Regions from separate parts of the Homo sapiens genome. Here region 1 is linked to region 2. Evidence: chromatin loops called from intact Hi-C (ENCODE). Cell type or tissue: PC-9. All regions are shown on one strand. Each heading gives the region's core, and the rest is flanking DNA. Links, peaks and the distances in the headings are about the cores only. Region 1 overlaps PTPRJ (protein tyrosine phosphatase receptor type J). Region 2 has its middle 12 kb from the start of NUP160.

Region 1 (16,108 bases), core at 3,172-11,171, 190 kb before region 2:
TGTGAGGCCGAGGCAGGCAGATCACTTGAGTCCAGGAGTTAGAAACCAGCCTGGGAAACATAGCAAAACCCACCAAAAAAAAAAAAAATTAGCCAGGCATGGTGGTGTATGTCTGTAGTCCTAGCTACTCAGGAGGCTGAGGTGGGGGGATCGTTTGAGCCCAAGGGCTGAGCCAAGATCACACCACTGCACTCCAGTCTGGGCAACAGGGTGAGATCCTGACTCAAAAGAAAAAAAAAAAAAAAAAAAACTATAAGTTGGTGCCATTATGATCCCAATTTTACAGAGATGAGAAGACCAAGATAAAGAAAGTTAAGGAACATGTCCAAAGTCACACAACATGGAGTTGTTGTGTGAACATAAAGCATTCGGCCCTTAGTAATAAGTAGGGGGGGTATTTTTCCCCAATAATAAGTCCTCCTGAAGCAGGCAGCCCACCCAGGACACTTGCAGCCTCTCAAGGCCCCTCTGGGGTGGGACTCGCACCTGTGTGAGAGGTACATAACAGAGAGGTGGTGAGAGCAAATGCTGGTGCCAGGATCCCAGCTCTGTACTTAGTGTGTGGCCTGAACAGGTCAGGTGCCTTTCCTCAGACTGTTTCCTCATCCACCGAACAGAGATCATGATAGTATCTCCCTTACAGGATTACTGTGCATGACACAGCACTGCCTGTGTTACTATCAGCAGCAGCAGAACCATTACTGCAGCACCTCTGAGCACAGCATCCACACCCCAGTCATGCCAGAGTCAATCCCCCATAGAGGGCTTTTCCAGGAGCCCCACCGGTGACAACAGCCTGCAATCATTTGCCAACACAGGGTCAGGTGGCCACTCCTATGTGTGCGTGAAACTGAGAAGCAGGCTTGTGTTAGAAAGGAGAAGAGGGCCAGGCACAGTGGCTCATGCCTGTAATCCCAGCATTTTGGGAGGCCGAGGTAGGCGGATCACCTGAGGTCAGGAGTTCGAGATCAGACTGGCCAACATAGTGAAATCCTGTCTCTACTAAAAATACAAAATTAGCCAGGTGTGGTGGTACATGCCTGTAATCCCAGCTACTTGGGAGGCTGAGGCAGAAGAATCGCTTGAACGATTGATAGCGCCATTGCACTCCAGCCTGGGCAACAAGAGCAAAACTCCGTCTCCAAAAAAAAGAAAGAAAGGAGAAGAAGAGATTGAGATTAAGAGGAAGCCAGTAGTGTCCGCCATGGTGGCAGAGCCAGGACTGGTCCCCAAGCAGCACACTGCACACAAGAGCAATTTGGGGGCAGCCTGAGCAGGTAGCAGCCTCTGCACCCTCAAAGGAACAAAGTCTCAGCCCCAGGAACAAATCTCAGCCCCTTCAGAGGCCCGCTAAGAAGCCACCTATCACACAGGACTTGAAAGCCATGCATTATTCTGAAAGAGTAGAGATGAGGAAGAAAAGCAGGCTAGAAGCTGGAGCTGGGGGATCCTGGCTGCTCAAAGGAAGCAGATCCCCTAATCAATCTCTACAATAACAAATTCGTTGAGGTGATGGTTCTAATAGAAACACTAAACAACCTAGAAGCTTCTTCCAAGCTTACTAAAATTAACAGGAGCCCCTAAAAGAATCTGCCATTACCTCACTGGCTTCCGACTTCTTCAATCAAACCTGCATCTTTCCAACTGTGCGTGTGGGTAGAGCAAATGCTTGTTTTTGGAACACACTGGTTTATTTTGTTGTTTGTGTGGCAACATGAGTTTGGATCTTTAGAAAAAAAAAACAGCTTCTGTTTCTATAAGTTATAGAAACGTGGCAGCTCAAGAGAGCTAGTCTTTGTTTACAGTACACCATCCACACTTTAATGGAAAAGAGAGTTTTCCTGGAGTTTGCTTCCTGGCTAAAAACAGGACATCTCGAAAACATTTTTCAAAAAATAAAATTGCATTCAAATATTATTTCGTCAATCTACCTCTTGAATTCTCAGTAACCATAGCCCCCAATCACTTTAAATTTTACTAATGGCAAAAATCTACTTTATAGACCTAGAGGGGAAAAAATAGGCATATCTTCACTTTCGAAAGTGTGATGTATTACAGTTAATCCGAACAGCAAGCTAATTGGGGGCCAATCACTCCGTTTACCAGGGGAGTTCACTTAACAAAACCTCCCTTCCACAGAGGCTTCCCAGAACCCCTTTTCCATAGAGCGCCCCATTCACCATGCTCAAAGTTCCCTTATAGCTTCAATCAAACAGGTTATGATGATTCCTTAATGCAATTCGGGTTTGAATCCGGCAGCAGCAGGTATGGTGGGTAAGAGCACAGATTCTTGAAGCCAAGACCCATGGCTCAGCTTCACCACCTGCTAGGTGTGACCTTGGGTCAATTACTTATCCTTTCTTTGCCTCACCTGTAAATCAGACTTGATAACTAACAGTAGCTACCTCATCAGGCGGCTGGGAGGAAGCATTTGGCACAGTACTTGTCCCAGAGTAAGACCTATGGAAGTGTGCACTACCTTGTCACCTAGGAGACCATAACCCTGTGAGGGCAGGAATGATGTGTCTTGCTCCTGCTCTATCCCAGGTGCACAGAGCACAACCTTCAGTATTTGTTACAGGACCATATTCTGTTCCTACTCTGTGCCAGACACTGTCTTAAGTGCTGAAGATGCATCAGTCAACTAACAGACCAGCATCCCCCTGTAGCCTCCATTCTAATTCAGGGAGGGGCAGTGTCATATATTAGAGCCAGAGCTATGGGTAAAAAGCAGAGCAGCCAGGCGCAGTGGCTCACGCCTGTAATCCCAGCACTTTGGGAGGCCAAGGCAGGTGGATCACCTGAGGTCAGGAGTTCCAGACCAGCCTGGCCAACATGATGAAACCCCACCTCTACTAAAAATACAAAAAATTAGCCGGATGTGGTGGCGGGCACCTGTGTTCTAGCTACTCGGGAGGCTGAGGCAGGAGAATTGCTTGAACCCGGGAGGCAGAGGTTGCAGTGAGCTGAGATCACGCCATTGCTCTACAGCCTGGGCAATGGACAGAGTGAGACTCTGCCTCAAAAAAAAAAAAAAAAAAAAAAAAAAGGCACAGCACAGTAGGGAGCGATCAGGAGTACTGATCGGGAGGAGCTATTATAAAACAGCTGATCAGGGCCGGCCTCTCTGTAGGGTGGAAGAAGTGGGGAGAGCCCCACGTTGTGCCTGGGAAGAAGGCCCATGCAAAGCCCAGAGGCAGGCATGAACGTGACGTGTTCTAGAAACTACCAGGGCCAGTGTGGCTCTGCAGAGGGGGCAGAGGAGGCACAAAATGAAGAGGCCAGGGAGCTGCCGGGGGCAGATCGTACAGGCCTTTGGGAGGATCTTGCCTTTTCCCCTCGGCGTGCCAGGGAATCACTGCGGGGCTTTGAGCAGAGGAGCAACATGATCTGACTTCAGTTTTTAAAAAAGATAATTCTGGTGGCCTCATAGAAATAGACTGAAGAGGGACAAGGGCAGAAGTGGGGAGACCAGGAAGAGAGCCCCGCACTAATCCAGGTGAGAGACGATGGTGGCTTGGACCAGAGCGGTGGCTGGGGAGAGGTGAGAAGTAGTAAGGTTCTGGGTTTGCTTTGAAGATTGAACCCACAGACTGGCAGATGGACTGAATATGAGGTTTGAGAGTCAGGAGTCAAGGAAGACCCAAGGCTGGGTAAAGTGGCTCACACCCGTAATCCTAGCACTTTAGCAGGCCAAGGCAGGAGGATCGCTTGAGGCCAGGAGTTCTCAAGACCAACCTGGGCAACATAGCGAGATCCCATCTCTACCAAAAAAAAAATTGTTTTAATTAGATGAGTGTGATGGTACACATCTGTAGTCCCAGCTATTCAGGAGGTGGAGGCAGGAGGATTGCTTGAGCCCAAGAGGTCAAGGTGCAGTGAGCTATGATCACACCACTGCACACCAGAGACCCTGTCTCTTTTGGTTTTGGTTTTGTTTTAAAAAAAGGCTGGGTGTGGTAGCTCATGCCTGTAATCCTAGCACTTTGGGAGTCAGAGGCAGGTGGGTCACTTGAGGCCAGTAGTTGAAGACCAGCCTGGTCAACATGGTGAAAGCCTATCTCTACTAAAAATACAAAAATTAGCCAGGCATGGTGGCACATGCCTGTAATCCCAGCTACTCGGGAGGCTGAGGCAGGAGAATCACTTGAACCCGGGAGGCGGAGGCTGCAGCGAGCCGAGATCGTGCCATTGCACTCCAGCCTGGGTGACAGAGCAAGACTTGGTCTCAAAAGAAAAAAAAAAAAAGGCAGGAAGACCCAAAAGTTTTGGGTGTGATCACCTAAAAGGATGAAGCAGTCATGAACTGTGGTGAAGAAAACTGGCTAGAACCATTGGCAGAAGTAGTTTCTTGTTTTGTGGGTGTTTTGCTGGGGTGTTGGGGAGCTTTCTTTAATAGTCATTGTGATCAATATGCTTCTTCCCTACGTCTGGCTTCCAAAAGGAAAGTTTTTTTTCCCTCAAAACTCCAGGCTCCCATCTGCCCCTCCACACAGTTCTCCCCCAGGGCTCAGGAGTGATTTCTCTCACTCAGGTGGTCTGTTCTTCCACCTAGAAGTATTATGGGGGCTACCGCTGCCACCACCTCCACCACCTGCCTCGACCCACGTGAGAAGGCCTCTGGGTACCCAAGGCTGCCCGTGACTGGCCTGGTACATCCACCTAATCTCAGCTTCATATCAGAAAGCTAATGCTGCCCCACAACTAAGCTGCATTCTCCAAGACTGTATCAGGAGTAAAGGTGATATTCTCATCTCCACCTTCTTTACACTGTGCCTCTCTTAAGTGGTTCCGAAATCTGAAAAACAGGTGTGCTGTTTAAACTCCAATCATAAGCACCTCAGGACATTTAAAAGAACAACTAACGTTTACCCAGAGCTTTTATTAGCCCACTGGAACTTCCTAATAACCTAACACAGTCAGTTAATTAGCAAATGATGCCTAAGCACCTATTATTAAGCACTCACAGCCGCGCACCACACCAGGCAATGGGGGGCGGTCTGTATCATTAGCACCATTTTACAGTTGGGAAGGCAATCAGAGTCAGTCACTCTGCGGTAGGCCACACCACCAGGACACGGCATGCAAGCGTGCCACCCAGGTCTTCTGACTCTAAAGTCCCTGCTCTTTTCATATTTATGAGCTGGGTTACCTTGGGCAAGTTACTTAACCTCTCTGTGCCTGAGTTTTGTTTTGTTTTGTTTTGAGACAGAGTTTCGCTCTTGTCGCCCAGAATGGAGTGCTATAGCACAATCTCGGCTCACTGCAACCTCCTCCTCCCGGAGTCAAGCGATTCTCCTGCCTCTGTCTCCTGAGTAGCTGGGATTATAGGCATGCACCACTACACCCAGCTAATTCTTTTGTATTTTAGTAGAGACGGGGTTTCACCATTTTGGCCAGGCTAGTCTCGAACTCCTGACCTCAGATGATCCGCCTACCTCGGCCTCCCAAAGTGCTGGGATTACGGGCATGAGCCACCACACCTGGCTGCCGAGTTTTAGCATCTGTAAAACAGAGATTAGAACAGCACCTACCTTATCGCTTTATTGTGAGGGTTAAATGAGCTAAGTGATGCAAAGTACTTGGAAGAATAGCTGAGGTAGTAAGCACTCAGTGAAACTGTCACCATCATCATTATTAGTGCCACGCCAAACTGCCGCTCTAATAGTTAAGATAATAGCTGCCATTACTAAACATTGTGACAAGAACTGTATACTAAATGCTTTACACGCAACAACTCACTGAAACCTTACAACAATCTGAGTTTTTGTACCTATTTTACACTCAGGAATCTGACGCTCAGAGAGTGAGGTCAAGTAAACTGGTGAGAGCTCACACAACTAAGAGGGATCAAAGTCAGGATCTGAACTAGGGTCTTATGGATTATCTGGCTGAAACGTATTTACTGCATCAAGTAAAGCAATTATGTGTGCGTCTAACTTCTATTCAGATGTTAAAAATGCATACAGAATCAAGGGCACCTCCTTGATAAACAAAGCTGCTTTTGAGGCACCTTCGCCCAAAAGTACAAAAGAGGAAAAAAGCTCCACAATGCGTGTTAACTTTATCCACAGTGTGTGATACTAATCATCCCAGACCACATCCTACACGCACCACAACCTGAAAACCCACTTCCTCCCCAGAACACACCCCAGGGAGCACAAAAGTCAACATTCAGCTCCGGCTTCTCTGAGAACACCTTGTATATTGACCTATGCATGCCAGCAAGTAACCGAGCTGGAAAAAACATTCTCCCAAAGCCTGGAAAGGGATCAGAGTGCTTTGGGTTGAAATGCATCGCGTTTTCAGCACTGCTTATTGCTCCCAGCACTCGCAGAGCTGAGCCAAGCAAGCTAGCAGCGTCCTGCTGGATCCTGAGGTCAGTGACCAGAACGAGAGACAGGCTAGCCCAGTGGCCTTTTCTGGACCCAACTTCAGGGATCTACCTTCCTCACCTGACCCTGAAGCCCCAGGGTGGAATGGGACCCTCGTGCCCCCAGGACTGCACAGGGATGTCTGTCAGTATGCCTTGGAAGCTAGCCTGCCTTAAAGTATGGAACCTAGAGACGCTTCTGAGAATGTGGAGTAGAGGGTGGCACTGCTCTTCACTTGTCAGTCATAAGACCAGCCCTCAAGGCCAGAACTTACCAGAAACATAGAGAGGATATGACTGTCACACTGGTGGAGGTGAGGAGGAAAGAGGCCAAGAATGAAAAGCAAAAGGTTGACTGGATGTTAACCTCAGAGATCTGGCGGGAGATTTGGGGCCTTTCAGACCCCAAGGATTACTGTTGCATCAAAAGTTCCCATGCTTGCAGGCATTCAGCCAGGCAAAAATGCAGCCTGCTGCCACCAAAAGAATCCATATTCCCTGAATGCATGGTGAGTCCTGGCCACTTTGGAGGGTCATCTTTTGAGGGCCTACCATGTGCCAGGCACCATGCTAGGGGCTTTATTTATTTTTTTTTTATTTAGAGATGGGATCTCACTGCATCACCCAAACTGGAGTGCAGTGGCGCAATCACAGCTCATTGCAGTCTCAACCTCCCTGGCTCAAGTAATCCTCTCACCTTAGCCACCCAAGTAGCTGGGATTACAAGCATGCACCACTATGCCTGGCTAATTTTTGCATGTTTTATAGAGACAGGGTTTCACCATGTTTGCCCAGGCTGGTCTTGAACTCCTAGACTCAAGCAATCTGCCTGCCTCAGGCTCCCAAAGTGCTGGGATTACAGGCGTGAGCCACCATGCCTGGCTGCCAGCGGCTTTATATACCCCCCTTCAGTTACTCCTTCCAAACACCCTGTGAGAATGGGGACTGGCCCTTTAAAAAAAAAAAAAAGAAAGAAAGGAAAAAAATGAGGAAATTAACACTCAGAGGAGTTAAATAACTTGTTCTCATATAAAACAGACTCCGTGGTAGGACAGAATTAAAACCTACTCTAACTTACAGCTCATGCTCAACTTTTTTTCATAAAAGGGAATCCCGGGGGCCACACTGTGAGAGGCCTGGCGTACATCAGGGACTACAAGTCCGTGGGCAAGACCACAGAGAGGGCAAACAAGCGGTGAAATGAAATGAGACAGGAATCAGAAGATGATGTGCTTCTAACTAGGTGGGCAAGTCACTTCACCTTTCCAAGTCTGTTTCCTCACCTGAGAGATGGAGCCAATCTAAGAAGATAACGCAGACAAACTACTTGGCACATAAGAGGAGCTAAGATGTCATTTCTCTCAATGTGACTTCTTACAAACATAGACAAGATGACCTCTCCTTCATAGAGTTTCTGTGAGAGCAGAGGGCCTGAAGGGCAGAAACTTCCTGGTAAACTCTAATTTGCTATATAAGAGGTTGCACAATGGGGCCCCCTGTCCAAGTCTAGCCCCAGACATGTTTTGTTTGGCCATATATATTTTGTGAACTAGGGCCGGGCGCCATGGCTCACGCCTGTAATCCCAGCACTTTGGGAGGCCAAGGCGGGCAAATCACCTGAGGTCAGGTGTTCAAGACCAGCCTGGCCAACATGGTGAAACCCCCATCTCAACTAAATATACAAAAATTAGCCAGGCGTGGTGGCAGGCACCTGTAATCCCAGCTACTCGGGAGGCTGAGCCAGGAGAACTACTTGAACCTAGAAGGCAGAGGCTGCAGTGAGCTGAGATCATGCCACTGCACTCCAGACTGGGCGACAAGAGTGAAACTTCGTCTCAAAAAAAAAAAAAAAAAAAGAACGAGGTGCCAGAATTTAAACAACAGAATATTTCTCATAAAAATATAATTTCCTGGCCAGGCACGGTGGCTCATGCCTGTAATCCCAGCCCTTTGGGAGGTCAAGGTGGGCGGATCATGAGGTCAGGAGTTCGACACCAGCCTGGCCAACATGGTGAAACCCTGCCTCTACTAAAAGTACAAAAATTATCCAGGCATGGTGGCACACACCTGTAATCCCAGCTGCTTGGGAGGCTGAGGCAGGAGAAGCGCTTGAACCTGGGAGGCAGAGGTTGCAATGAGCCAAGATCACACCACTGCACTCCAGCCTGGGCAACACAGCAAGACTGTCTCTCAAAAATATATATATATAGTTTTATATATATATAAATTATATATATAAAATATATAATATTATATTTGACCTCTCCTTCAGAGTTTCCGTGAAGTTATATATATATTTTATATATATTTTTTATATATTATATATAATATATAGTATATAATATATAATATATATTTTATACATATATATTTATATATATTATATATCATATATTTTTATATATATTTTATATATATTATATTTTTATATATTTATATATAATATATAATATATTAATATATAATATATATTATATATTTATATATTTTATATATTTTTATATATTTATATATTTATATAATATATTATATATATTATATAAATATATTATATATAATATATTTAATATATTATATATAATATATTTATATATTTTTATATATATTTATATATTTTTATATATATAATATATATTTATTTTTATATATTTATATATTTATATATAATATATTTTATATATATTATATAAATTTTTTATATTTCCTGCTTCTGTTGGAGGGGAAAAAAAAAAACAATATCTGGAAACACAGAGCCACATTCTCACATGACAGTAAGGGCTGGCGATGAGTGGTGGCCACCTTTCAGAGGACATGACCCCTCCAACTCCACACCAGGGTCCTCAGCATGCTTCCCTCATCTCTGTGGCTGCCAGGCCCCTAGCGGCTGGTGGCCCACGTACTGCATAGTGAGGTGGTGGAGAGGGCACAGCTGCTCAGCCATTACTAGTTTCTCCATTTCTGCCAAGTGTTTATTGCACTGTAAGATTTTTGGTACTACTTCCCTGTTACCCAGGGATGCATGAAGGACATGTATTAATGGCGGTAAGGTAGGGTCAGCCCTTTTGGGCAAATAAGCTTGACACTCCCCCAAGCTCTTCTCTGTACCCTGCGTTTATCTGTCCCATCCTTTGAGATCTGGTTTCCCACTGATTAAGTTGCTCCCCTTAAAAGTATCAATGAAGAAACACAAACCCATGAGATCTCTGGTCTCGCCTGGCTTCAGAGGCACCCCCAACCACCCAGAGAGCAAAAGCCTTTGTCAAGCAAGGTGGAAATGCCTGCCCTGCTTTCACAGCTCTGGCACTAACCCAAGGCTGGAATGTTGAGGGCCTGCATTCCAGGCTAAAGCAAGGAGCGGGTGAGGCCACCCCTGGGCTCCAGAGGATGTCCAGGATCTCCTGAAGTCCTGGCAAGGAAAAGATCTTGATTAACGAGGGAGAGGCAATGCCTGCTGCAAGGGAACCACACTTGCACATTTCAAGAGCCTGAAAAGCATCCATCTATGCTCCCAGCACAAACTCACAGTTGAATCATGCCTCTACTATGTTCACAGACCAAACATACACACTGAGCTGGATGTCACTGTAGACGGGCTAGCTCACATCTTTCCAAAAATTCTAAATTTAGCCCCATCCTGACGGGATCCAGGGGTAAACCTACAGGCAATTCTAGACACTAGAAAGAAAGTGCAGAAGAAGACAAAACTCTGCCCTCAAGAAGCTTAGACACTTCACCTTCATACTGGGTTAAGCACCATCGCCATCATCATCATCATCGATCTTTATTGTCACTATCATCACTGTTACCAAGGCACTAACGTTCACCAAGTGTTCACTGTGTCCCAGGTTGCATTTGATTCTCGTTACATTCAGATATGACTATCATCTGCCTATGCAACACGAGAAACCTGAGGCTTAGCAAAGTTAAAGTAATTTGCTCAAAGTCATAGAAGAAGCTAGAATTCAAACCCAGGAAGTCTGACTCCTGAACTCATGCTCAAAATGCCAGAGAAGTATCATTTTCTGATTTTCAGATGAGGGAGCTGAGCCCCAAAAAGTTTATGTAATTTGTTTAAAAACTAGGTAGAGGTCTCACTCCCAAGCCCACAGGGCTGATGTGAAGAGTAAAGGAAGCCAGTTATGCAATGCCCTGAGGTCAGTGGCTGGCTTATAGTAAGCAGTCAACTGCTCTTAGTTATCATTAACATAATGATTCTGATGTCCAGATGAGACCCACCCCACTGTGACCTGGAAAACCTCTCTGAACACCAGGAGTAGGTTTTTCCACATCACATTTAATCAGCACAATCAGCAAAAGAATCATTTTCCTATGCCATGGGTGGGGGGAAAAGCATGATCAAGTGACTTCCTCTAAATAAAAAACAGAAAACACGGCCAGGTGCAATGGCTCACGCCTGTAATGCCAGCACTTCGGCAGGCCGAGGTGAGCAGATCACTTGGGCCCAGGAGTTCGACACCAGCCTGAGCAGCATGGCAAAACCCTGACTTTACCAAAAATACAAAAATTAGCCAGGCGTGGTGGTGCGCACCTGTAATCCCAGCTACTCAGGAGGCAAGGCAGGAGAATCGCTTGAATCCGGGAGGCAGAGGTTGCAGTAAGCCAAGATCGCATCATTGCACTCCAGCCTGGGTGGCAGAGCGAGATTCCATCTCAAAAAAAAAAAAAAAAAAAAAAAAAAAAAGTCATCAGTTAACTGGCTATCACCTCTGAAAAGTACTATATTAGTCCTGACTGGAAGACAGAAATATTCACCAGACGCCTTGGCAAAACAGCTCTGTTAGGGTTACCAAAACTGGCAAGTGAGCTATTTCCTAGAAACCAGCCACTCCCATGAGATGTATAAAACATAAGACCACTAGGACACCCCCTAAAAGCTGCCTGCTACAGAAAGAGGCACAGTGCACCTCGGCTCAGACATGTGTTGCTGAAAAAGTATGCCTAAAGGGGTGTTGTAAATTGAACCCAATTCATGGCGTAACAGGAGGGAGCTGTGTTTTACAGAATCCATGCAACAGAGTTATCTAATTTTATCATCAGAAAAAAAAAATTCCCTAAATTTACTGTTCTATTTGAGGTTTTTTATAAATTGGATTTTCTAAGTACAAGACATCTCAGCAAACTGCATGCTCTAATGTTCAATGAACTCTCCAAATAAAGGCTCAGGGGCTTCAAATACAGCCTGGAATACAGCAGGCATTTGAGCACTGAGGAACAAATGTGTGAAGAAATGTGTGAACAGGAACTATACATATTGAATTGAGGAAATCACAGTTACATGTCATCATACCTTGTCCAAACCCACAGAATGTAGAATGCTATGCATGAATTCTAACAGAAACTATGGACTTTGTGTGATAGTGATATGTCAATGTACGTTCATTGATTGTTCCACTCTGGTGGGGGTGTTGCTAACGGGGGAGGCCGTGCATATGTGGGGGCCAGGGGTATATGGGATATCTCTGCACCTTCTGCTCAATTTTGCTGTGAACCTAGAACTACTCTAAAAATAAAATCTATTTTAATAAAGAAAGAAAATCACATTTGACAAAATGTGACAGGTTTACTAGTCATGTGTAAAAAAACAAACTCATACAGTCTGTGTGCATACACCACAAAACACGCATTCTCAAACCATCTGACTGAAGAGGCTACGAAACCTGAAAGGCAGGTTCATCCACAGCTTTACGGAAAGCACAGGAATGTTCCGCTGACTATATATTCTCCACGTGTCTGTCAGCAGACTCAAAAGAGGCCCTTCTAGTTTTCACCTGGTTCTTTTTAATAAAAAGTGCTTTTATCCACAAAACTTCAATAAATCTAAGACTATGATTTTTCCCCCAAGCTTCCATTGCAAAAAGAAAATATTTTAAGAGGGTTTCATATAGGAGGGCTACAAAAGGCCTGCAGTGTAATTTAATTTTCATGATGAAAGGTTACCCCACATTAAGCCCACTGTCAATCTGTCTGCCCACACAGAGGGCTGCAGTTAAAGCAGCAGGGTGCTCCAGGTTTTCTAAGATAGTACCAATTCTTTTTTTTTTTTTTTTTTTTGAGACAGAGTTTCACTATTGTCGCCCAGGCTGGAGTGCAATGGCGCGATCTCGGCTCACTGCAATCTCCACCTCCCAGGTTCAAGCGATTCTCCTGCCTCAGCCTCCCGAGTACATGGAATTACAAAAGTGCGCCACCACACCCGACTTGTTTTGTTTTGTTTTGTTTTGTTTTGTTTTGTTTTGTTTTGTTTTGTTTTAGTAGAGACGGGGTTTCACCGCATTGGCCAGGCTGGTCTCGAACTCCTGACCTCAGGTGATCTGCCCGTCTTGGCCTCCCAAAGTGCTGGGATTACAGGTGTGAGCCACCGTGCCCAGCCAACAGTACCAATTCTAAATGTTGTACCTTTCTCCATCTCCACGTACATCCTGGCTTAGGGTTTGAAATGGTTGCCATGACTCGGTGGTTCTCAATTAGGCAAGATTTTGTCCCCCAGGGGACATCTGGCAATGTCTGCAGACATTTTGGCTGTCACAACTGGGCAGAGTTGGGAGGGGGGTGCTACTGGCATCTAGTGGATAGAGGCCAAGTATGCTCCTAACATCCTGCAATGCACAGGACAGCGCTCACAACAAAGACTCATCAGACTCCAAACGTCAGTAGTGCCGAGGCTGAGAAACTGTACCAGAACCTGGAAGCTTACTAGTGGGAAAGCTAAGGGAGCTTTAGAACCACCCTGCTCCGGACTATAAGTGAAGGTTTATTCCAAGCAGCAACTGTGCTCTCTGGGTGCCACACAGCCCTCCAGCATTGGCTGTGTGAGCCTGGACAGTGACTGACTTTTATACAAGCCTTAGATAGGCGTCAGCTGTAAAATGAGGATAACAGAAATATCTGCCTTCCAAGACTGTGAAAGTGATGTGAGATTGTGTACATAAAGTGTTTATTTTTATGTTTATTTTTGTTTTTATTTTTATTCTTGAGATGGAGTCTCGCTCTGTCACCCAGGCTGGAGTGCAGTGGCACAATCTTGGCTCACTGCAGTCCCTGCCTCCCAGGTTCAGGAGATTCTCCTGCCTCAGCCTCCCTAGTAGCTGGGAATACAGGCACGCGCCATCACACCCGGTTAATTTTTGTATTTTTAGTAGAGACGGGGTTTCGCCGTGTTGGCCAGGCTGGTGTCGAACTCCTGGGCTCAAGTGATCTGCCCGCCTCAGCCTCCCAAAGTGCTGAGATTACAGGCCGGAGCCACTGCGCCCGGCCCATAATGTGTTTAGAGTGCTCCCGTGGCCAGCACACTACAAACACAAAATGCATGAAAAACAAACAGCCAACTGAAATGCCTTCTGCACTGCAGCAGTCATCATGGCCGTAAGCTGTGCAGCAGCAGGCCTGAAGAAGCATCCAGCAGAGAGAGGAGTCTTCCCAGCAGCGGGGCACTGCCACTTAGGAGGCAAGGAGAGCTGAGGCAGATCAGGTTCTGTGAGAAGGGGTATCAACAACTGAGCAGAGCTGCTTGGGATTACCTGTATGCCCAAAGATGTCCTGGATGAAGGCACTGACCTCCCAAGCAAAGGCAAGGGAAGGAGGGACCCAGGTACCAGAGACTCTCAGTGCAGCATTTGGTGGGAGGAAGGCAAACACTATCAAAGAAAAGGATTCGAAACAGCAGCAGACTAAACTGCAACCCCCTCCAACATATCCTTTTAATAACATGGACAACGACAACTGAAAAATGCATGTTCAGGGGCCTCAAACAGGCCCCCAAAACGCCCCCAAAAGCCGTTAATGACCAGAACCAAATAAAGTTACTAATAACCAAACTGGGAAGTACACAGCCCCCACAAAAGCCCCCACAAGACGTGAAGGCTGCATGTGCAGTGGAACTTCTGTTTCCAAACAGAACCACCCGGCATCTGCCCCAGGCCACGTCAGCCCCACCCCACCCCCAATCCCATGCCATACTCATGCTCACAAGTCACCAGTGGCTCAACTTGGAATTTCCAGACTTATGTTTTCTAAAACTTTGAGCAGAGTTTAAAAATTACCAGAGATTAGCCTGGGTGACATGGCAAAACCCTGTCTCTACCAAAAAAGTGCAAAAATTAGCCAGGCATGGTGGCACGCGCCTGTCGTCCCAGCTACTTGGGGGGCTGAGGCAGGAAGATCGCTTGAACCGGGAGGCAGAGGTTGCAGTGAGCTGAGATCCCACCACTGCACTCCAGCCTGGGCAACAGAGTAAGACCCTGTCTCAAAAAAAAGAAAAAAAAAAAAAATTACCATAGGTTAATGTTGACAACAAATTTGAGAGGTTTATTTTAAAAAGCTTTTCACCCTAACCCTAACCGGGAGACCCCTGCAGCAGGCAGAGACCCTCACTCTGACCTTTAGACCAAGACAACTCACACTCCTCAGTCCAAATTACAACAGGCACAGGACTTCACTTTACTTGTTAGCAACTCTCAACTTTTTAAAAAATGTGTTCAAGAGTTCACCAAAATGTTAACAAAAGGATTGATAATTCTTCTGCAAACTGCTTTTTAAACAATTTTTATGTAAGGCCTGGCACTGTGGCTCATGCCTGTAATCCCAGTGCTTTGGGAGGCCGAGGCAGGTGGATCACCTGAGGTCAGGAGTTCAAGACCAGCCTGGCCAACATGGTGAAACCCCATCTCTAGTAAAAATACAAAAATTAGCCAGGCGTGGTGGTGCGCACCTGTAATCCCAGCTACTCAGGAGGCTGAGGCAAGAGAATCACTTAAACCCAGGAGGCAGAGGTTGCAGTGAGCTGAGATCACACCATTGCGCTCCAGCCTGGGTGACAGAACAAGACTCTATCTCAAAAAAAAAAAAAAAAAAAAATATATATATATATATATATATATGTAAACATATTATTCATAGAAAGGCAGCATAGAAGGACAGAATTCAACCTACGGTCTGCTCAAATTCAGGTCCTCTTTTGTGCAAGCTGGGATAAGTTACCCAGCCTCTCTGAGCCTAAGTTTACACACAAGTAAACTGTAATAATCCACATAGGGTAGGGGGGAAGCACAGGGGAAAATGTAGTAACATGGTGCAATATAAAGCATTTGAGTAAAATGAGCTAAAATCCTAATTCTCTCTCCAGTACCCAAACCCTAATCATCACCCTCTCCCCACAACACCACAAAAGAAACCATAATAAGGGATCTTTATCCCCAGACTCTCAGCTCTGTGAGAACAGAGAACTTGTCAGTCTCATCCACCAAAGCCAAGTTCAGGCCAGGGCCCAGCACAGAGTAGATACCTAATAACTACCTGTTGATGAATAAATGGATGACAGCAACCCTTGGCAAAGAGCTCTTAGTCTCCATTTCCTTACCTATAAGACAGAGATATTAGCCCATTGTACCACTGTGAAGATTAAATGAACTAACTTGGCTGGGCATGGTGGCTCATACCTGTAATCCCAGCACTTCTGCGAAGCGATTTGGAGACAAGAGGATCTCTTGAGGCCGGGAGTTCAAGACCAGCATGGGCAACATGGCAAAACCCCATCTCTACTAAAAATACAAAAAATTAGCCAGACATAGTGGTACACAGCTGTAGTCCCAGCTACTCGGGAGGCTCAGGTGGGAGAATCACCTGAGCCTGGGAAGTCAAGGCTACAGTGATCTGTGATTGCACCACTGCACTCCACCCTGGGCCACAGAAGTGAGATCCTGTCTCAAAATAAATAAA
Region 2 (16,108 bases), core at 4,135-12,134:
TCAAAGGGATTATAGTCATGAGCCATGGTGCCCGGTCAATAACATCTTTCTCAAAGCACAGTGATGAATTTCATGGACCTTCCTTATAATACCAAGGCACAAGTTAGCAGAAGCATTTCTGCCAGAGGCTGGAAAAAGTGACTAATCTCCTCTGACACTACCAGGGAATAAAGGATGAATAGAATGATTTCCGAGGAAATGCTATGGGGGCCTTAGAGAAGAGGAATGAGAAAAGTGTGTGGTGACAGCTATCCAAACTTTTGAGGTCCTATAAAATGCCAAACACCATTCAGGATTTGATCAAATCTATTATTTGAAGCTATGGTGACCAAAGAACCTATCTGTTTAACTCAATTATCTGAATTCCCCAGCCATTCCCTAACCCTTGTCCTTGTTTGACCTTTTTGTCCCCACAAAGAAGAATGGGGGCTGGGTGCAGTGGCTCACACCTGTAATCCCAGCACTTTGGGAGGCCGAGGCAGGTGAATCACTTGAGCTCAGGGGTTCGAGACCAGCCTGGGCAACATGGCGAAACCCCATCTCTACAAAAAATATGAAAATTAGCCAGGTGTGGTGGTGCATGCCTGTAGCCCCAGCTACTCAGGAGACTGAGGTAGAAGGATGGCTTGAGCCTGAGAGGCATAGGTTGCAGTGAGCTGAGATTGCACCACCACACTTCAGCCTGGGCAACAGAGCAAGACCCTGCCTCAAAAAAAAAAAAAAGAGGGCAGGGCACGGTGGCTCATGCTGTAATCCCCCCAATACTTTGAGAGGTCAAGGTGGGCGGATCACAAGATCAAGAGATCAAGACCATCCTGGCCAACATGGCGAAACCCCATCTCTACTAACAATACAAAAATTAGCTGGGCATGGTGGCATATGCCTGTAGTCCCAGCTATTCAGGAGGCTGAGGCAGGAGAATCACTTGAAGCTGGGAGGTGGAGGTTGCATTGAGCCGAGATTGCACCACTGCACTCCAGCCTGGCAACAGAGCGAGACTCCGTCTCAAAAAAAAGAAGAAGAATTTGGAAGGAGGAAGACAGTCTTGGGAAAGGCTGAGAGACAGTCCCAGGAGGGCATGTAAAAGAGGGTTGAATAGGATGTGAACGAGCACTCAAAGAAGGCCTCATTTAAATGGAGCCAGATGAACTTCTGTAGGTTCTTTGACCCCATACTGACTTTAGCTTTTTTTTTTTTTTTTTTTGACGCAGTCTTGCTCTATAGCCCAGGTTGAAGTGGCACAATCTCGGCTCACTGCAACCTCTGCCTCCCAGGTTCAGGCGATTCTCCTGCCTCAAGCTCCCAAGTAGCTAGGATTACAGTTGCACGCCACCACATTCAGCTAATTTCTGTATTTGTAGTAGAGACGGGGTTTCACCATGCTGGCCAGGCTGGTCTTGAACTCATGGCCTCAAGTGGAATATTCTGTGAGTTTTGACATGTATCTACCATCATAGCATCATACAGAGTAGTTTCACTCTAAAAAATTCTGTGTTCTGTTTCACTCTCGAAAATTCTCTCTCCAACCTACCCCTGCGTGCTTTTAGCTTTTAAGAAAATTCTGGGCTGAGCGCAGTGGCTCACGCCTGTAATCCAAGCACTTTGGGAGGCCGAGGTGGGTTGATCACGAGGTCAGGAGATCAAGACCATCCTGACCAACATGGTGAAACCCTGTCTCTACTAAAATACAAAAAATTAGCCAAGCCTGGTGGCACACGCCTATAGTCCCAGCTACTCGAGAGGCTGAGGCAGGGAAATCCCTTGAACCCGGGAGGCAGAGGTTGCAGTGAGCCGAGATCGCACCACTGCACTCCAGCCTGGGCAACAAGAGCGAGACTCCATCTCAAAAAAAAAAAAAAGGAAAAAGAAAATTCCGGCCAGGCACGGTGTCTCATGCCTGTAATCCCAGCACTTTGGGAGGCTGAGACAGGTGGATCACCTGAGGTCAGGAGTTCGAGAGCAGTCTGACAAACATGGAGAAACCCTGTCTCTACTAAAAATACAAAATTAGCCAGGGGTGGTGGTGCATGCCTGTAATCCTAGCTACTAGGGAGGCTGAGGTGGGAGAATCGCTTGAACCCGGGAGGCGGAGGTTGCAGTGAGCTGAGATCACGCCACTGCACTCCAGCCTGGGCAACAAGAATGAAACTCTGTCTCAAAAAAAAAAAGAAAATTCTGTTGAGTCAGTTCTACATACAAGGACATTGCCTGGCAAGGATGGCAGTATTGGACATTAGATTTCCTTTCTTCACTACCAAGTTTTGCATAGTATCTCTTTGATTAAAATCTAATTTAGCTTCTTCCTATCAGGGCCCATCAGTTTAAATCTCATGATATAACCCAGGAGATGGATAAATTGTCTCCAACTAGAGAAAAAAAATTCAGCTTAGCTGAATAACTAAATTTACATAAATAAAACTCAGCTATTGTGGACATTATTTAATTGATGTTAATTTGAAGTTATACAGTGTTTTCTTTTTCTTTTCCTTTTTTTCTTCTTTTTTGAGGCAGAGTCTCACTGTTGTTGCCCAGACTGGAGTGCAGTGGCGTGATCTCAGCTCACTGCAACCTCCGCCTCCCAGGTTCAAGTGATTCTCCTGCCTCAGCCTTCTGAGTAGCTGAGATTACAGGCGCCCACCACCACACCCAGCTAATTTTTGTATTTTTAATAGAGATGGGGTTTCACCATGTTGGCCAGGTTGGTCTCAAACTCCTGACCTCGGGTGATCCGCCTGCCTTGGCATCCCAAAGTGCTGGGGTTACAAGCATGATCCATCACGACTGGCCTACAGTGTTTTCATTCTGAAGCTCAAAAAAATCAGCATGTAATCAGCACATGAATTTTCATAATTGTCCTGTTAAGTGCACAAAGGGAGATCCAAATGAATCCAAGAAAACAGGGCTCACATGTTTCTACACATTAGAAGGGAATGGAGAAGGGAACAGGGTAAGGACGAGAATGAAAGCTAAAAAATGTCGGCAAATGTTAATAATGAAAACTTTAAACCCTGAAAAAGGAAGGATAATAATAGCTTTCTCTGAGTCAGCTTTCAATCTGCACAGAATATCATCGCTAACAGGGATCTAAACTTACCAAAAAAAAAAAAAAAAGGCGGAGGGGAAGAGAAAGAATTTTTTTCTAACTTCCCTTTTGTAGATTAATTACCAATTTATTCACCAGTTGGTGATTTGGCATCATTTCGAGTCAAAACAAATGCTTTTGTGTAGACTAAAGTTCACTGGTAAATTTAAACTAAAAATAAGATTTTCAAAAGTATTTTTAAACCGAATTTAGAAATTTAAAACATTTTTAAGACTTTCAAAAACTGTATGTTACTAAAAGTAACATTGACCCTTGATATTTATCTGAGGAATTCTCTGGAGGAAAAAAAGGATTTCATCCTGGAGATAAATTGGGCCAACTCATCTGTAGTCTTTGGTTTAATTAGCTAAACTCTTCCAGATGGAGAACATTTGAAGCAAAGGAATATTTCTGAGCCCCCTGGAAGTGTTAATAAACACAATAATATGTTACATGTAAAAGAAAATGTGCCCTTTATCTTTGAGGAAGTGTTTGGTAGCATTATAATTTTCAGTTTGACTATTGAAGAAAAAAGCTCTCATTTTATTCAACATTCAACAAACAAATACTGAGTGCTTGCTTTTCGCCAGTGCTAAACACCAAGACAGGACAGGACCCCTGCCTTTATGGAATCTCACAATTCCACCAGAATTTGCACTCCCACCAGAATTTGCCTGGCACATAGTAGCAGCTGGGTAAGTATTTGTCGAATACGTGAGTGAATGATACAGACACTTGAATAAGGAATTGTATTCGTAAAGATTTGAACAAATTACTATGGTCAGAGGGAAGCATGGGGGCCTCAAGCTGTCAGAGAAGGCTTTGCAAAGGAGTTTGTCAGATAGGAGCAGGAAAGACTTGCAGACACAGAAAATGGCACTTGCAAAGTCAGGGAGAGAAGAAACAGTAACATATATTTAGGCAACAGCTAGTAATTTGTGTGGTTGGAGAGTAATGTGTATAAGGAATGTGCCCAGAAGGTAGTAAGACCACAAAGATGGGTTGGGGCTTATTTGAGGAGGACCCTGAAAACCTGCTAAGGTTAGACTTGACCCTTTAGTATGTGTTGGTGTTTTAGAAAGATAACTCGAGACATAGTATTAGAGGATACACAGAAGGAGAGAAGGAAGGAAAAGATACCAAGGGTTAAGTGCCATGTTTGTGCCCATCCCTAGGCTAGATCCTCTATGTATTTATATTAAACTCATTTAATCCTTGCAATACTCCCATTGGTTACCTAATATTGTCCTTATTTTCAGCGGGAAACATTCAGAGAAATTATGCAATTTCCCCCAGACCATACAGTTAATAAAAGATGGGACTAGGATTTGAAACCAGGGTTCTAAAAAAATCTTGTTGGAGAATAAAAATACCAATGGACTCATACAAATTAGTATTAGGGAAAATAAACAGTAGAAGACTGGAGAAAGTGAATATTAAGAAAGACACACATGTAAGACGCAAGGGGAAAAAAGCATGACTATACAAAAGGATATTTACAGTAAGGAGATACAACACAGGAAGTGGAAAGATAATCACAGAAAAACCACAACATGTGTTTTTAAAATGCAAAGCCCCTGGGAAGAGAAAGCAAATGATACAATAATGCCATTCACTCTGGCATCCTGTGCATTTGGTTTTGCTCTTTACTCTTTTTTTTTAACTTTAAACAATTTGTTATGAGAGTAACAAAGATACGGCTTATGATCTTGTAACTCTAATGCTCTAAATCAGAAACAGATGGTGCCTAGTGTACCCTGTTTCCTAGAAACTGCAGAACTTTGAGGACAACACCCTCTCTGCACTGCACCACTGATTTCAGTTCCTTCACAGATACTAATACATGGCTAAATAACGTGGTTGCTGAGTATTGTATTGGAATATCTGTTTTCCTTGCTCGGGAATCTTTTTGAAGTTTAAAACTTTTCTCCATTTTTATTCCTTTTTCTGATTCAAAAAGTAATTCCTTTTTATTGTGACAATTTTTAAAAATATGGAACAAAGAAAAAAATAAAAATCCCCATTCCCTTCCCACCCAGCAATAACCAACGACCACTGTTAACATGTTGACAACATTCTTCTAGTTATTTTTCTGCACACACAAACACACTTCATAGAAAACTGAATGTATAGAAATTGTTTTCTAATTGTTTTGTTCACTGAGCAATAAATACTTTACATTTTTTCACATCATCAAATGTTTATGATAATTGCCAGTATTCCATCATATTGGAGAAGTTAATTTATTTATCTTCCCACTTTTTCATTCAACAAATTCTTTTATTTTTTTTTGAGACGAGTCTCGCTCTGTGGCCCATGCTGGAGTGTAGTGGCATGATCTCGACTCACTGCAACTTCTGCCTCCTAGGTTCAAGCGATTCTCCTGCCTCAGCCTCCCAAGTAGCTGGGATTACAGGCATGCACCACCACGCCCAGCTAATTTTTGTACTTTTAGTAGAGACGGGGTTTCACCATGTTGGCCAACTGGTCTCAAACTCTTAACCTCAGGTGATCCACCCGCCTCGGCCTCTTAAAGTGCTGGGATTACAGGCGTGAGCCACCATGCCTGACCCTCTTTCAACAAATTCTAATTAACACCTACTATTTGTCAGAAATGTGCTCAGCACTGGATACACAGTGGTGAGCAAAGCAGGCAAAGATCTTGCCCCCATGGAGTTTAAAGTCCTCTATTGACCTATAGTTTGCTTGAGAACTTTTTTTATTTTAAAAAAATAGCACAGTGAGGCTGGGCGCCGTGGCTCAAACCTGTAATCCCAGCACTTTGGGAGGCCGAGGCAGGCGGATCACAAGGTCAGGAGTTCGAGACCAGCCTGGCCAACATGGTGAAACCCTGTCTCTACTAAAAATACAAAAATTAGCCAGGTGTGGTGGCACACACCTTTAATCCCAGCTACTCAGGACGTTGAGGCAGAAGAATCGCTGGAACCCAGGAGGCAGAGGTTGCAGTGAGCTGAGATCGCACCACTGCACTCCAGCCTGGGTGACAGACTGAGTGAGACTCCGCCTCAAAAAAAAAAAAGCTCAGTGAAATCTGGCAAACACTACCTCAGCTAAGTGACTAAGCTTAACATAATCAGCGAAAAGTCACGCAGACAGCATGTACCCCTGCTGCTGTGCTGGGACAAGAATGGCACTTTACCTCTGTGGTCTTCCTCTCATAACCCTAATCTAATCATGATTTTTTAAGAGAAAAATCAGACAAAAGACATTCTACAAAATACTTGTTCAGTACTTCTCAAAACTGTCAAGGGGAATTCCTGACTAGCTTGGGCAACATAGAGAGATTCCATCTCTACAAAACATTTAAAAATTAGCCAGGCATGGTGGCATGTGCCTGTAGTCCCAGCTACCCAGGAGGCTGAGGCGGGAGGATCACTTGAGCCTGGGAGATTGAGGCTGCAGTGAGCTATGATCATGCCACTGCACTCCAGTCTGAGCGACAGAATGAGACCTTGTCTCTTAAAATTGGGGGAAAAAAAGTATGGATTTTAGTTAATAATACTGTATCAATATTGGTTTATTAGTTTGGGCATGGTGGCTCATGCCTGTAATCCCAGCACCTTGGGAAGCTGAGGTGGGCAGATCACTTGAGGTCAAGAATTCAAGACCAGCCTGGCCAAAATGGTGAAACCCCATCTCTACTAAAAATACAAAAACTAGCCAGGCATGGTGGCAGGCATCTGTAATCCCAGCTATTCTGGAGACTGAGGCAGGAGAATTGCTTGAATCAGGGAGGTGGAGATTGCACTGAGCCGAGATCAGGCCACTGCACTCCAGCCTGGGTGACAGAGCGAGACTCTGTCTCAAAAATATATATATATATGTATTGGTTCATTAGTTGTGACCAATGTTTCATACTGTTACAGATAGGAAAGGGGTCCCGATCCAGACCCCAAGAGAGGGTTCTTGGATCTCACACAAGAAAGACTTCAGGGTGAGTCCGCAGTGCAAAGCAAAAACAAGTGTATTAGGAAAGTAAAGTGGTGAAAGGACAGCTACTCCATAGACAGAGTAGGATGTTCCCAAAAGTAAGAGGAGGAACGCATCCACCCTAGGTACAAAGCTTGTATATATGGGGAGATGTGCTCTGCTACAAGGGTTTGTGATAAAGGATTAAGTTTTTTTAATTACTATATTTTTCAAAAATCAATATTATTATCTTTAAAGCAAAATTAGGAATGCCTTTGTTCTCCAGATATCGGGATATCTGGACACTCCCAAGTCTGGGTCTGTTCAGTAAGCATTATTAATTTGTCCCCTTAGCCGTAAACATCTAGAGGTTAGGAATGCCTAACTTTCTGAGAATGTAGCTCAGCAAGTCCTGGCCTCATTTTTCCAGCCCTCACTCAAAATGGAGTCGCTCTGTTTCGAACGCCTCTGACAATACTAACATAAACTGTTAACAATAGGGGAGCTGGGGAGAGAGAATAGATGGAGTATACGGGAAATCTCTGTACTACCTTTACAATTTCTTTGTAAATCTAAACCTATTCTAAAATTAAATGTTTATTTTGGGAAAAAAAGCAAACACTGTGACAGTCATCCTTGTTTTTTGTTTGTTTTTGAGTCTCGCTCTGTTGCCCAGGCTGGAGTGTAGTGGCGCGATTTCAGCTCATTGCAACCTCCGCCTCCCAGGTTTAAGCGATTCTCCTGCCTCAGCCTCCTGAGCAGCTGGGATCACAGGCACGTGCCACCACACCCGGCTAATTTTTTTGTATTTTTAGTAGAGACAGGGTTTCACCATGTTGGCCAGCCTAGTCTCGAACTCCTGACCTCAGGTGATCCACCCGCCTTGGCCTCCCAAAGTGCTGGGATTATAGGCATGAGCCACCACGCCCGTCAATCCTTGTATCTTGAAGCATATCTGTGATTGTTTCCTTAGGATAAAACTCTGAGTGAAATTGCTGAGTCAACTGTACTGTACACATATTTTTATCCACTAGAGATTGTTCTTTTGAAATGTTATAGATGTTTTTCTGACTTTTTAAAGATGTTTATACCTATACCTTTATCTTAGCATTTTCCTAGTTGTGAACCAGGAAACCTAAGAGATCATGAAGCCCAGAGGCCTCATTTTACAGATGAGGAAACTGAGGCCCAGAGAAATGAAGTGACTTGCCAAGGCCAAGTGGTTAGTTAACAGTGGGAACTGGAACCCCTATTTGTGTCAACAGCAATCCCTACTGAACTGTCCCGGGGTTTGGCCAAATGAAGTAAAATTTTCTGGCTCATGGTGGAATCAGTGATCAACAGCCAGACCTGCATCTTTCTATTTCCTGTAGGTAAATACAAGGGTTTGCTTCCTTTGTTTTGGATATGGTTGCTAGGAGCTAAAAGCATTTTAAAATGTTTAAAGAATGGATTCAGACACAACTAATAGAATTGCCTGACTAAATGCCTGGGCAAATCACTTTTTCTTTTTGAGGTACTCCTTTCTTTTTTTTTTTTTTTTTTGAGACAGAGTCTCACTCTGTCGCCCAGGCTGGAGTGCAGTGGCATGATCTCAGCTCATTGCAACCTCCGCCTCCCGGGTTCAAGCAATTCTCCTGACTCAGCTTACTAAGTAGCTGGGATTACAGGCACACACCACTACACCTGGCTAATTTTTGTATTTTTAGTAGAGACTGGGTTTCACCATGTTGGTCAGGCTGGTCTTGAACTCCTGACCTCATGATCCACCCGCCTTGGCCTCCCAAAGTGCTGGGATTACAAGGGTGAGCCCCCGCACCTGGCCTTTTTTTTTTTTTTTTTTTTTTGAGTCAGAGTCTTGCTTTGTCACCCAGGCTGGAGTGCAGTGGCATGATCTTGGCTCACTGTAACCTCCATCTCCCAGATTCAAGAGATTCTCCTGCCTCAGCCTCCCAAGTAGCTGGGATTACAGGTGCCTGCCATCACACCCGGCTATTTTTTGTATTTTTAGTAGAGACGGGGTTTCACCATTTTGGCCAGGCTGGTCTCAAACTCCTGACCTCAAATGATCCACCCACCTCAGCCTCCCAAAGTGCTGGGATTACGGTGAGCTACTGCTTTCTAATCAGAAAATTCAGAATTCCAATGCCTCCTTTTAGTCTTCTGACAGGCACCTAGGAAAAATCAAGTAGTTAGTGCAGATAGATCTGAGGAAACCTTAGAAATATCATTTAAGGAGGCCGGGCACGGTGGCTCATGCCTGTAATCCCAGCATTTGGGGAGCCCAAGGTCGGGGGGATCACCTGAGGTCAGGAGTTGGAGACTAGCCTGGCCAACATGGTGAAACCCTGCCTCTACTAAAAACACAAAAATTAGCCAGGCATGGTGGTGGACGCCTGTAATCCCAGCTACTCGGGAGGCTGAGGCAGGAGAATCGCTTGAACCTGGGAGGCAGAGGTTGCAGTGAGCTGAGATCATGCCACTGCACTCCAGCCTAGGTGACAGAGCAAGACTCTGTCTCAAAAAAAAGAAAAGAAATATCATTTAAGGAAAAGGCATTTGAATGAGAACAAAGGGCACATTTTCTGTTAAGTGGTCTGTGGTATCCCAAGAAAGTTCATTTCCTTGCCCCTGTGGTCTTTAGACAAGGAAAATCCCAGACTTGGCATTAGTAAGGAAGAAGAGGGCGATGGAAAGGAAAGGAGAGAATTGTTAGACTTCTTGGCTGGAATTCAGAAACAAATAGTTCCAGAGCCTGGCATTGTCGAGGCCAGCGTCAGGACCAGCCCAAGGAGGCAGACAAGGAATATTACCGTTACTGACTTGGCTCCACATACCGTTACTCAAGAGAAACTGGTGCGTAAGCAAGATCCTGGAGGATGCGAGAGAAATATAAACAATCACTGGGTGTGGACCTGTGGCTGCCCATAGAGGCTTTGCCAGCTCTGAAATTGTAGTCACACATTTTGACTAATTTAATTGCCAGAAATTCTTGCAAGATTTGGGCAGTGACAAATGCAAGCCAAAACAAGACTAAAGTCTGGGGGTTTGGAAAAGCATTGGCCTCTGACCTCAAACTGGAGCCTCTCATCAAAGTTCTAACCCCTATTCGGGTCACTGAGCATCCTTGCTCTGAGACGTGGAAGTGACTTATTTTATTTGCCTATAAACATCTTTCGGCACCTGCACCAAATTGAAACTTGGCAGGCAAAATGAGGAAGGAGTGATACTTCTAAAAACTCATCCTATTTTTATGATTTGAAGCTTTTTATTCTTTGTAGGGGTAGCACAGGAGAAGGATATTAAAAAAAAAAACTCTCAGGAGCAGATGAAAAGAGAAAAGAATGAAACAGACTGCAAAAATCTCTCAACTGATATTTATTGCCATCATTATTTTGCAGAGAAAGACATAAAGACGTGAGCACATTGATTGGCATTGCCCATGATCATGCAGCAACAAAGGAAGTGATAGCCCTGAGGTTTTAAGACAGAACCGAATGAGAAGGGAGGGTTTGAAGTGGGTGCAACTTCAAGATGGTCTAGATATAGGTGAGAATCTCTACTCAAATATCTGAATTTCTAGCCTCTTAATTGTATTGTACACTTTTATATTAAAAAGCACTTCTGAGGCCAGGCACAGTGGCTCACACCTGTAATGCCAGCACTTTGGGAGGCCGAGGCAGGCAGATCACTTGAGGTCAGGAGTTCAAGACCAGCCTGACCAACATGGTAAAACTCTGTCTTTACTAAAAATACAAAACAATGAGCCAGCCGTGGTGGTGCGAGCCTGTAATCCCAGCTACTTGGGAGGCTGAGGCAGGAGAATCACTTGAACCTGGGAGGCAGAGGTTGCAGCGAGCCTTGATCATGCCACTGCACTCCACCCTGGGTAACAGAGTAAGACCCTGTCTAAAAAAAAAAGCACTTTTGGACTCTATACATGCAAATAACCCTTTTTACTGGATCAACTTTTGATCTTGATTTTTTTTTTTTTTAAACAGGGTCTCTGTTGCCCAGTAATGTGATCTCAGCTAGCTCACTGCAGCCTCAACCTCCCTGGGCTCAGGTCATCCTCCCTCCCACCTCAGCCTCCAGAGTAGCTGATACTACAGGCATGTACCACCACACCTGGCTAATTTTTGTACTTTATGTAGAGATGGGGTTTCGCCATGTTGCCCAGGCTTGTCTCAAACTCCTGTGCCCGCCTCGAGTTCGAGACCAGCCTGGCTAACATGGCGAGACCATGCTTGGCCCACCTTGTTTTTTAAGACTAATATTGGCCAGGCGCGGTGGCTCACGCCTGTAATCCCAGCATTTTGGGAGGCCAAGGCAGGTGGATCACCTGAGGTCAGGAGTTCAAGACCAGCCTCGCCAACATGGTGAAACCCTGTCTCTACTAAAAATACAAAAATTCGCTGGGCGTGGTGGTGAGCACCTGTAATCCTAGCTACTCGGGAGGCTGAGGCAGGACAATGCTTGAACCCAAAAGACAGAGGCTGCAGTGAGTGGAGATGGTGCCACTTCACTCCAGCCTGGGCAACAGAGTGAGACTCTATCTTAAAAAAGAAAAAAAAAAGACTAATATTAAACATATTTTACTGAGATGAACTTAACTGCCCCTACTGAGGCTACCTGCACATCTGGTTCTTTGTTGATGCCTCCAATTCCACCACTAGAGTTTAATCCCTTTGAATGAGATGGTAAGTGGAGTATATAGATAACGTGCCAATTCCAGTCAGCTGATAGCTCTCTGAATCACTCTGTTGAAAATGATACCGAGGCAGTAGAAAAGGACTCCCACAACTGATTAGCAAGAGAGGGAGGAGGGGCAATGCCCTACCAGTTAAGGTAGTGTATGTTGCCATGACTTACCTCTGGGAAAGGCAATTTATGAAGTTTTTATAGTCATCAGCACCTCAGTGTGAATTACTATAATGTCAACTCATTTCCAGTTATACCAGAGCTAGTTTTAATAGGTAAGGCATTCATATTTTCAGAAGTAAAACTCAGAACATATGGTTCAAGCGAGGATTTTTTTTTTTTTTTTTGAGATGGAGTCTTGCTTTGTCGCCCAGGCTGGAGTGCAGTGGTGCCACCTTGGCTCATTATGGCACCACTGCAACCTCCACCACCCAGGTTCAAGCAATTCTCCTGCCTCAGCCTCCCTAGTAGCTGGGATTACAGGTGCATGCCATCATGCCTGGCTAATTTTTTTTATATTTTTAGTAGACGTGGGGTTTCACCATGTTGGCTAGGCTGGTCTTGAACTCCTGACCTCAAGTGATCTGTCGCCTCAGCCTCCCAAACTGCTGGGATTACAGGCGTGAGCCACCTCGCCCACCTTAGCAAGAGTTTGTTTTGATTTTGTGAATTAAATTACATGTAAGCTCCTACAAAGATACAGAAGTAACATTTAACTAATCATATAATGAATCATAATTGAAATTTACAGAAAATTGGCTGGGCACAGTGGCTTACGCCTGTAATCCCAGCACTTTGGGAGGCCAAGGTGGGGGATCACTTGAGGCCGGGAGTTCGAGACCAGCCTGGCCAACATGGCGAAACCCTATCTCTACTAAAAATACAAAAATGTTGTTAGAGGTACACGCCTGAAATCCCAGCTACTAGGAGGATGAGGCATGAGAATTGCTTGAACCTGGGAGGTGGAGGTTGCAATGAACCAAGATTGCACCTTATACTCCAGCCTGTGTGACAGAGTAAGACTCTGTCTCAAAAAATTTAAAAAAAAATTTTTAAAAGGCCAGGCATGGTCGCTCACACCTGTAATTCCAATACTTTGGGAGGCCGAGATGGGAGGATCACCTGAGGTCAGGAGTTTGAGACCAGCCTGGCCAACATGGTGAAACCCCGTCTCTACTAAAAATATAAAAATTAGCTGGGCGTGGTGGTGCACGCCTGTAGTCCCAGCTACTTGGGAGGCTGAAGCAGGAGAATCACTTGAACCTGGGAGGCGGAGGTTGCAGTGAGCAGAGATCAGGCCACTACACTCCAACCTGGGCGACAGAGTGACACCCTGTCTCAGAAAAAAAAAAAAAAAGTAAAAAAAGAGAAATTTATAGAAAATATTACCTGAAAGGTGAAAACAATCCAGGGTGTATAGTTCCCAAGGATAAGTCCAAAGCACAGGAGGGTCAAGTCTAGGTGGGAGCCCTGGGCTTTCAGGGCCCCTCAAAGGCCCTGGAGTCTAAAGTCATGGTGGTTTCCTAAGTGGGTAGAAAGAATACTGAAAACGGAATTGAGAAGTCACTGACATACTTCATTTATTCCACAATTCTGCTTTTTTTTTTAGAAACAGAGTCTCGTTCTGTCACCCAGGCTGGAGTGCAGCGGCACAGTCATAGCTCATTATAACCTTGAACTTCTGGGCTCAAGGGATCCTCCTGCCCCAGCCTCCCAAGTAGCTGAAACTACAGGTGTACACTACCATACTTGGATAATTTTTTTTTTTTTTGTAGAGATGGAGTCTCACTATGTTGCCCAGGGTGGTCTCAAACTCCTGGGCTCAACCAATCCTCCTGCTTCAGCCTCCCAAAATGCTGGGATTGTAGGTGTGAGCCACCATGCCCAGCTGATATTTTTAACCTATGGGCAAAATGAAAGTAAAGCCATGTTTTCCAAAATATATTCTCAAAGAACAATGGTCCAATGAGTTGCCCCTTGAAAAGAGTATTCTGTATGTCAAAGAGTCTGGAAAGCAGTATCATGCATAAGGCCTTCTTGGAACTTCACAAAGCTATTATATTAATGTCTTTGAAAAGTTCTTCAAGAAAGAAATATGTTTAACTTTATTTATCATCATTTCCCACACTTGTTTAAACCACCAAATTCTTCTTTCAAGGAGTAGCTATCAAGTTGGTTATGAAAATCTGCTTAAAGTTCAATTAACAGTATTGTTCAGCTGAGCGCAGTGGCTCACACCTGTAATCCCAGCACTTTGGGAGGCCAAAGTGGGTGGATCACGAGGTCAGGAGTTCAAGACCAGCCTGGCCAAGATGGTGAAACCCTGTTTCTACTAAAAATAAAACAATTAGCCGGGCGTGGTGTCGGGCACCTGTAATCCCAGGTACTCAGGAGGCTGAGGCAGGATAATCACTTGAACTCAGCAGGCAGAGATTGCAGTCAGCTGAGATCATGCCCCACTGCACTCTAGCCCGGGCAACAGAGCGAAACTCCGTCTCAAAAAAAAAAAAATAAAGAAAAAGTCCGGGCGTGGTGGCTCACGCCTTCGGGAATCCCAGCACTTTGGGAGGCCGAGGCGGGCGGATCACGAGGTCGGATGTTCAAGACCAGCCTCACCAACATGGTGAAACCCCATCTCTACTAAAAGTACAAAAATTAGCCAGGTGTGGTGGTGCGTGCCTGGAATCCCAGCTACTCAGGAGACTGAGGCAGGAGAATCGCTTGAACCTGGGAAGTAGAGGTTGCAGTGAGCAGAGATCGCGCCACTTCACTCCAGTGTGAGCAACAGAGCGAGACTCCATCTGAAAAAAAAAAAAAGTATTTAAATAAAACTTGCTGCACAATATTGGTAACATTCTGCATTTTGTTTCTAAACGAAGTCACTACCTAACCACTAGATGGCAATATGATTCAATTTATGTTATAACCATCCCCCAGAACATTAATAGTTCAAAGGGTATTTGAGTTTTCCAAAAATGCATATATGCACTTATTCATTCATTTAATTATTCCTCAAACATTTATTAGGTAACGTGAAGTTCCCGGAATTCTGATGGATGTTGGAGATAAGACAGTGATCTAAAGCTAAAAAGTGTTCACTGTCAAAAAATGTAATTCCTAGATTCCTATAAAACCGAAACATGCCTCATCAATTTAACATTTTTTTCTGAGAAAAAAATGAAAAAACATTACTACATTAAATATGTACATTGAGGCCGGGCGCGGTGGCTCATGCCTGTAATCCTAGCACTTTGGGAGGCTGAGACGGGTGGATCACTTGAGGTCAGGAGTTCGAGACCAGCCTGGCCAACATGGTAAAACCCCACCTCTACTTGAACCCAGGAGCTGGAGGTTGCAGTGAGCCAAGATTGAGCCACTGCACTCCAGCCTGGGCGACAGAGTGAGATTCTGTCTCAAAATTAATTAATTAATTAATTTAATTTAATAAAAATAAAAATAGCAATCATGTATTTAGCTCATTAATATGCAATTTGGACAGGGCTCAGTGGTCATGACTCATCTGTGCTCTACAAAATATCTGGGACCTGGGGACTTACCAGGCATCTCTCACTTCAAGTAGAATTAGAGTCTCTGTGTGTGGTCTCTCCCTGCAATCTGCCTAGGATGGCCCCGGCGTAGCCAAATTTCTTACATGGCAGCTTGCTTCCCCTATAGCCAGTCTTCAAAGAGAGATGTAGACTCTCTTAAGCTAGGCTGGCACAGCATCACTTTTGCTGTATTATATTCCTTATAGCAGTTACAGAACCCTCCAGATTTAAGGGGAGGGGACAAAGAAGGCTACACTTCTGGATGGGAACAATGTCAAAGAATTTGTGGCCATCTTTCTTTTGCCATATGGATATATGAGATTTGGGTGTTGGGATTAAAAGAGAAAAGTCCAGGGTAATTACTAGATTTCTAGACTGGGCCACAGTGGTGATGTCCACACAGATATAGACTACATGTGAGAGTATATAGTGAGACTATATAGAGAGGGGTAACATTTTGGATATGTTGAATTTGAGATGTCCATGGGAAATCCAAGGGGCATCAAGGAGGCAACTGAATATAAAAGGCTGAGAACTCGGCAAAAGAGGTCTGACCTCTAGATATGAAAGTGGAAATAATCAGTCTTCGGAATAGTTCTCTCTACTGTGGCACATCAGTGTCATGAGCAGTTATAACTTAGATAACCAGGAATTTGTAAATAATAACAGTTGAAGTGTGGCCAGGCGCGGTGACTCACACCTGTAATCCCAGCACTTTGTGAGGCCGAGGCAGGCAGATCATGAGGTCAGGAGATTGAGACCATCCTGGCTAACACTGTGAAACCTCATCTCTACTAAACATACAAAAAAAATAAGCCAGGCGTAGTGGCAAGCACCTGTAATCCCA

What was found. Peaks named below come from ENCODE experiments on the same cell type or tissue, not always from the same donor. Only the 100,000 strongest peaks of a DNase experiment are listed, where the experiment ranks them.
Region 1: a loop joins it to region 2, with 4 times the contacts of the local background. A loop is called at or near these places in 2 of 110 quality-filtered maps.

Annotation. Positions count from the first base shown.
Region 1 is chr11:48,046,052-48,062,159 of GRCh38, reverse strand. The region is part of intron 1 of PTPRJ (protein tyrosine phosphatase receptor type J); the gene reads right to left. Among named protein-coding and RNA genes, the nearest start is that of MIR3161, 43 kb to the left of the region's middle. RefSeq lists enhancers at 509-803, 5,334-5,835, 10,292-10,791, 10,792-11,293 and a silencer at 9,529-9,823. In PC-9, for the core only: no CTCF peak of the experiment used is centred there; DNase peaks (open chromatin) are centred at 6,179, 6,689, 6,979 and 9,699; H3K4me3 peaks cover 3,831 bases; H3K27ac peaks cover 7,136 bases.
Region 2 is chr11:47,852,049-47,868,156 of GRCh38, reverse strand. No RefSeq gene overlaps it. Among named protein-coding and RNA genes, the nearest start is that of NUP160, 12 kb to the right of the region's middle. RefSeq lists enhancers at 4,928-4,977, 6,363-6,432. In PC-9, for the core only: no CTCF peak of the experiment used is centred there; a DNase peak (open chromatin) is centred at 7,416.